2 separate regions of the Homo sapiens genome follow, and region 1 is linked to region 2. A link is a contact called in ENCODE Hi-C data. All regions are on one chromosome and are shown on one strand. The core of a region is the stretch at or near the end of the contact, and the rest is flanking DNA. Distances in the headings are between cores, read along the strand shown.

Evidence for each region. Hi-C counts contacts between places; a loop is a spot of excess contacts on that map. Pooled maps may share reads with other maps.
Region 1: a map of naive thymus-derived CD4-positive, alpha-beta T cell shows a loop between it and region 2 (18-fold over the local background). The contact joins the promoter of TUBGCP3 here to the promoter of IRS2 in region 2. A Hi-C loop is called at or near these places in 1 of 168 maps with a recorded cell type or tissue (naive thymus-derived CD4-positive, alpha-beta T cell), 1 of 37 single-sample maps with no recorded cell type and 8 of 50 pooled maps.

Annotation. Positions count from the first base shown.
Region 1 is chr13:112,586,873-112,589,766 of GRCh38, reverse strand. TUBGCP3 (tubulin gamma complex component 3) reads left to right here and starts at 1,614. Exons shown (of 22, transcript NM_006322.6): 1 at 1,614-1,862. The coding sequence starts at 1,787. It overlaps LOC124903251 (a long non-coding RNA gene), which reads right to left and starts at 1,581. Exons shown (of 2, transcript XR_007063945.1): 1 at 351-1,581. RefSeq lists an enhancer at 799-1,618 and silencers at 1,684-1,903, 1,934-1,993, 2,024-2,143.
Region 2 is chr13:109,785,215-109,787,956 of GRCh38, reverse strand. IRS2 (insulin receptor substrate 2) reads left to right here and starts at 1,374. Exons shown (of 2, transcript NM_003749.3): 1 at 1,374-2,742. The coding sequence starts at 1,904. LOC124903211 (WAS/WASL-interacting protein family member 1-like) reads right to left here and starts at 873. Exons shown (of 2, transcript XM_047430835.1): 1 at 512-873; 2 at 1-357. The coding sequence starts at 864. The coding sequence ends at 120. RefSeq lists silencers at 977-1,146, 1,167-1,396 and an enhancer at 2,238-2,742.

The DNA.
Region 1 (2,894 bases), core at 365-2,864, 2.8 Mb before region 2:
GCTAACTGGCTTATCTTGCTTTTTTGAGTGTCTTTGAATGGCCTGGAATCTTGATAATGGCTAATGATTTTGGCAATAGTATGGCTTGCCATAATTCTGAAACAAGGCACCCATTTTTTTGTGGGCTGACTAGAAAAGGTTAAAAATCCTTTGTCTCCATAGCATTCCAAAGTTATGAGCTACTCTATAAGCATACCTGCTATTGGTATAAAGATTAGCAGTTATTCCTTTTGCCAACTGACAGGCTCTAATTAATGCTATTAACTTTGCTTGTTGAGATGATTGCTCCTGGAAGACAAGCACTTTCTATTTCTTTGGGCAAAGACGCTATGGCATAACCAGTGTAATACCTTCCAGCTGCATCTTTAAGTAAGAGCCATCTGTAAACCAAATAACATCAGCGTTAGTGAGGGGGGTTCTTGCATGTCTGTCCTAGGAGAGAGCTGGTCAGGTAAGATGATGCAGTCATGCAGCGTTTCAGCTGAAGGTGGGGGAGAGGGTGGCAGGATTTAGATGACATCTGGACATTGTAGTATGCGGCTGAGAGAATAACTTCATGAGAAGCCAGTTACTAACTGATCGTGTTGAGTGTGATGCAAGTTTAGAAGCGTTTCCACAGAATGCGTATCGAAGGCAGTGAGGGGTGATCGCATCCTTGGTGGTTTGGTTGCTCTTGCAGAGCTGTGATGGTTGTTGCATCATGCAAGGAGACAGTCCTTTAGCTGTAGGGTCTAGTTGTTGACTGTAATACCCTACAAGTCTGCTTTGTCTCCATGTTTTTGAGTCAGAACGACAACAAACGTTTTACTTGCCAACAATTCTGCAACCTGAGCTGGACCCAGGCCCGACGGGCTTTGCAGACAGTCACGTGTGTGGCTGGCCTCAGCTGGGATGTTGGGATAGCTGGGTTGTCCTCCCTCTTCCATTTCATAGGATCTCGGGATCTCTTTCCATCATTTTTCCTTAGGAAGTTGGCCTTTTAACATGGTAGCTCACGGCTCCCAAGCGTGCACCCATGTGTAAGCTTTAACGATTGCACTGAAGTTGGCTTGGTGTAATTGTCTGCTTATCGATCTTTTTCTCGGCAGGTTTCCTGTTCTCTCACTCCGTACGTGATTAATTTATTTTCCCAGGACGTCCCAGTTACCCGGGCCGGGGGGGACCGGCCCGCGCGGCAGTGCGAGGTCGGGCCTGAGCAGGGCGCCTGTTGGATAGCGTAGCAGGTGAACTGCCCACTGCACGTTAACAATCGTAACACCCTGCACCCTTTAAACAGGCTTCTTTTTTCTTTTCTTTTTTAAACAGGCTTCTTTCATCAGAAGTGTGAATCAAACCAATGCCGTTAACACACACACCCCCACACCCACACACCAAATTATGGCCTTTATGGTGCTACCGGCCACCAAGTGCCCTCCAAGCAAGCCCGTCACGCTCGCGACTCCGGGGCCGCTCTGTCCGCGCAGCTCGAGGGCCTCGGGCCACCTGTCGCCCGGAACTTTCTCGGCCGACCGGGCAGCAGCAGGGGGAATGCACCAGACAGGGCCGGGAACGCTTAGGCAGCCGCACGCGCGGCCGCGGCGCAGGGAAGAAGCGGGGCATTGTGGGAAGCGCCCGCGCTTTCGGCGGGTTCCGTTAAAATGGCGCCCTGGTGGCCGGCGGCGCCCGCGCCTTAGCCTGTCAGGAGCAGGGAGCTTGCGGGGCGCAGGAAGGGCGCGGGCCGCGGTCCCTGCGCGTGCGGCGGCAGTGGCGGCTCTGCCCGGACCACCGTGCACGGCTCCGGGCGAGGATGGCGACCCCGGACCAGAAGTCGCCGAACGTTCTGCTGCAGAACCTGTGCTGCAGGATCCTGGGCAGGAGCGAAGGTAGAGTGGCCGGGCGACGCGAAGCCCGCAGACCCGTCCCGGGGGCTGCTCCCTGCGCGTGCAGCCCTAATACGTTCCGGGGCTGGAGGAACGAGGATGCAGGGCCGGGCAGAGGGCTGGGGGACGGGCCGAGGACGTGGGGCCCGGACGAGGGAGCGGAGGGCTGGGGTTCGAGGGTCAGGGAGCCGGGGAGGACAGCGGAGGGCTGGGGGCCAGGACCGGGGCGGAGGGAGTGGAGAGGCCAAGGCCGGGGCGAGAACGCCGGGGCGGGAGGCGGGAGGGCGGAGCCGAGCCGGAGCGGGCTGAGTCACCGCTCACTCCGCTCGCGGGTCCGTCAGTGAGGACGGGAGGAATGCCAGCTCGCCAATTTATCCCCCTTCTCTGGTGTCACGCGCCGTGGGAGGGCGCCTCTGCGCGCCTTTGGGTTCATCCTGTGGGGTGGAGAGAGCGGCTGCGCCGCGGAGGTGGATGCGGGGTGCTGGAGTGTCACATCATCGTCCCTTTTCGTTAGGAAAGTTTAACAGGCTTGAGTATTATGGGAAGAGGGTGTTAACGACTGTAACTGCCGTGTTTTCCTACTGTTTAAAGGGTTGAAGGTTGGATTTGATATAAAACTATTCTGGGAAAGTTCACATGGCGAATATTGTTACTAATAAGCAAAACTAATCCTATACGGTAGGTAAAACCATTTTGTAGTCGAGGTACTTTGAAAGAAATGGTACAGGATGCCATTTCTTGCTCCTTGTTTTGGCCAGGTTGGTGGGGCAGAGAGTGAGGATGCACCATGAGGGAATTTTCTGAGTAATGGAAGCAACTGAGTTACATCTTAAGCACCAAAATGTGGAAAAGAAGTTACTCAATTTTTGAAGGAAGACTTCAAAGTTACATTTAAAGTACTGAGAATGCATTTTGACCTTTCATGCTTCATGACAATTACTGTACATAATTCATTGGATGTTCTATGATAATCTTGGGGCAATCATGAATAATTTTGTGTCGCTATTAAATGAGTGACTTCACACAGTTCTTGCT
Region 2 (2,742 bases), core at 125-2,624:
TGGTCATTGAGGAGACGTAATTGCAGGGGTGCTTATTTGCTATAGGCTTTGAAAGTCACAAAAGCCCAGTAGATACATGAATTCGAAGCAGTTCTCCAAGGGCATCTCCAACTTGGCAGTCACCGCCCGCACCGCGCACACAGGTAGTGGACGCCCGCCCACCTGCCCGTCTGCTGGGCGCAGGGCGCTCCTGGGGTGGGGAGGGCGCTCCTGTGGGGGGAAAAGGGGCGCTCCTGCCTCGGAGGGGGAAAGGACGCCCCTGTGGAAGGAAGGGGGGGCTCTTGAAGCGGTGTGGTGAGAGGACGCTTCCGAGGAAGGAAGGGGGTGCTCCTGCAGCGGTGGGGGGAGAGGACGCCCCTGCGGAAGGAAGGCGGCGCTCCTGCGGGGGCTGGAGAGACGCCCGCGCGGTCTCCCGGCTCAGGGACCGCTGGCTCGCGGGTCCGCCCTCTCCCCGGCGCTATGGAAACCGCACTTTCTCCGCCTGCCGTCCCCGATCTCTTTCTCCTATTACCTCCCAAACGCGATTTCAACTTCCCGACAAGCTGACAAGTGAATGGCGCAGAGGACGCCCCGTAAAGCGCCCGCGAGCGGGTGGGACACAGGCGCCCCCTCCGCGCCCCTCTGTCCTCCACGGAAGGGCGCGCGCCGCTCTCGATCTGGAGCGCGGTGCTCGCGAACCCGCGGCCGCGGGCCCTGGAACCTCCCCGCGTTTCGCGGCTGCGGGGGGACGGAGATGCGGCCGGGAGACGGGGACGGGAAACGGGGGACGGGGATGGGGCGCGCCCACCCCGAGCGCGGGAGCGGCCGCCCTCGCCCAAAATGGGGACCCCGCGCCCCGAGAGCACGGCCCGGCTCGCCGCCCATGCTTCCACTGCAAGGCCGCAGCCCCCGCCGCCGATCCCGATCCCCCGCCCCGCCCAGCCGCGGCCCCGCCCGGCGCCCCCTCCCCGGCGGAAGCTCAAGCCCAATTAATTGAGTCCGAGGCGGGAGGGAAGGGCCCTGCGCGCCGTGGCCCGCCCCGCCCCTCTTCCGCGCCCCTTTTCCCGCCCTGGGTGGCATCTCCTCCGCCGGCATCCACAACAAGCCGCTGATTAATGAGGCCGGGGCCGCCCCACCCCGCCCGGCCGGGCCGGGGCCTTCGCGGGAGGGGGAGGGGACGGCGGGAAACGCGGCCCGGGGAGAAAGGGGGGCGGGGCGGGGGCGCGCGGCCCGCCCCCGCGAGCGCCGCGCCGATTGGCCGAGCGCGCCGTCCGTCGGGGGGCGCGGCGCCAATGCGAGGCAGCGGGGCGGGGCGGCCGCGCTGTGTGTGCCTGCGTAACGCCGAGTCACATGTTGTTTTGCTCTTCTTAGTTCAGTCACTCGGTGCGCGATGTGTTACTCACTGTGCGGCGGGGACCGCGACGAGCCCGGGTCGCCGTTGGCAGCAGCAGCAGCAACACCAGCAGCAGCAGCAGCCCCGGCGGCGGCGCGGACCCCGAGCGCCCGGGCGCACCCCGGCTTCCCGGAGCGCGACGCGGCGGCAGCAGCCCCGGTGCGGCCGCGCGCGCCTTAGGCTCGGCCCCGCGGCTCGGGGACCCCGACTCCCGGCCCAGCGAGCGCGTCCCCCGGCGCCGCCCGAGAGCCCGAGGAGGCAGCGGCCGCAGGCAGCCGGGGAGGGGGGCGGCCACCGCCCGCGCCGGGCATCCTCAGGAGCCCCAGAGCGCGGAGGGCGCGGCGCCGCCGAGCGGTGCTGGCCCCCGCGGGCCTCCCCGGACCTTCCCCACCGCCTGGGCCCGAGGGACGCGTGATCGGGCGGGCGGCCGGGCGCAAGGGTGGGAGGGAGCCGCCCCCGCCCGCGCCCCCTCCGCCCCTCGCCCCAACCCCTGGGCGCCGGGCCCGGGCCGCGCGGCCTGAAGCGCCCGCGATGGCGAGCCCGCCGCGGCACGGGCCGCCCGGGCCGGCGAGCGGAGACGGCCCCAACCTCAACAACAACAACAACAACAACAACCACAGCGTGCGCAAGTGCGGCTACCTGCGCAAGCAGAAGCATGGCCACAAGCGCTTCTTCGTGCTGCGCGGACCCGGCGCGGGCGGCGACGAGGCGACGGCGGGCGGGGGGTCGGCGCCGCAACCGCCGCGGCTCGAGTACTACGAGAGCGAGAAAAAGTGGCGGAGCAAGGCAGGCGCGCCGAAACGGGTGATCGCTCTCGACTGCTGCCTGAACATCAACAAGCGCGCCGACGCCAAGCACAAGTACCTGATCGCCCTCTACACCAAGGACGAGTACTTCGCCGTGGCCGCCGAGAACGAGCAGGAGCAGGAGGGCTGGTACCGCGCGCTCACCGACCTGGTCAGCGAGGGCCGCGCGGCCGCCGGAGACGCGCCCCCCGCCGCCGCGCCCGCCGCGTCCTGCAGCGCCTCCCTGCCCGGCGCCCTGGGCGGCTCTGCCGGCGCCGCCGGGGCCGAGGACAGCTACGGGCTGGTGGCTCCCGCCACGGCCGCCTACCGTGAGGTGTGGCAGGTGAACCTGAAGCCCAAGGGTCTGGGCCAGAGCAAGAACCTGACGGGGGTGTACCGTCTGTGCCTGTCTGCGCGCACCATCGGCTTCGTGAAGCTCAACTGCGAGCAGCCGTCGGTGACGCTGCAGCTCATGAACATCCGCCGCTGCGGCCACTCGGACAGCTTCTTCTTCATCGAGGTGGGCCGCTCGGCCGTCACAGGCCCCGGCGAGCTGTGGATGCAGGCGGACGACTCGGTGGTGGC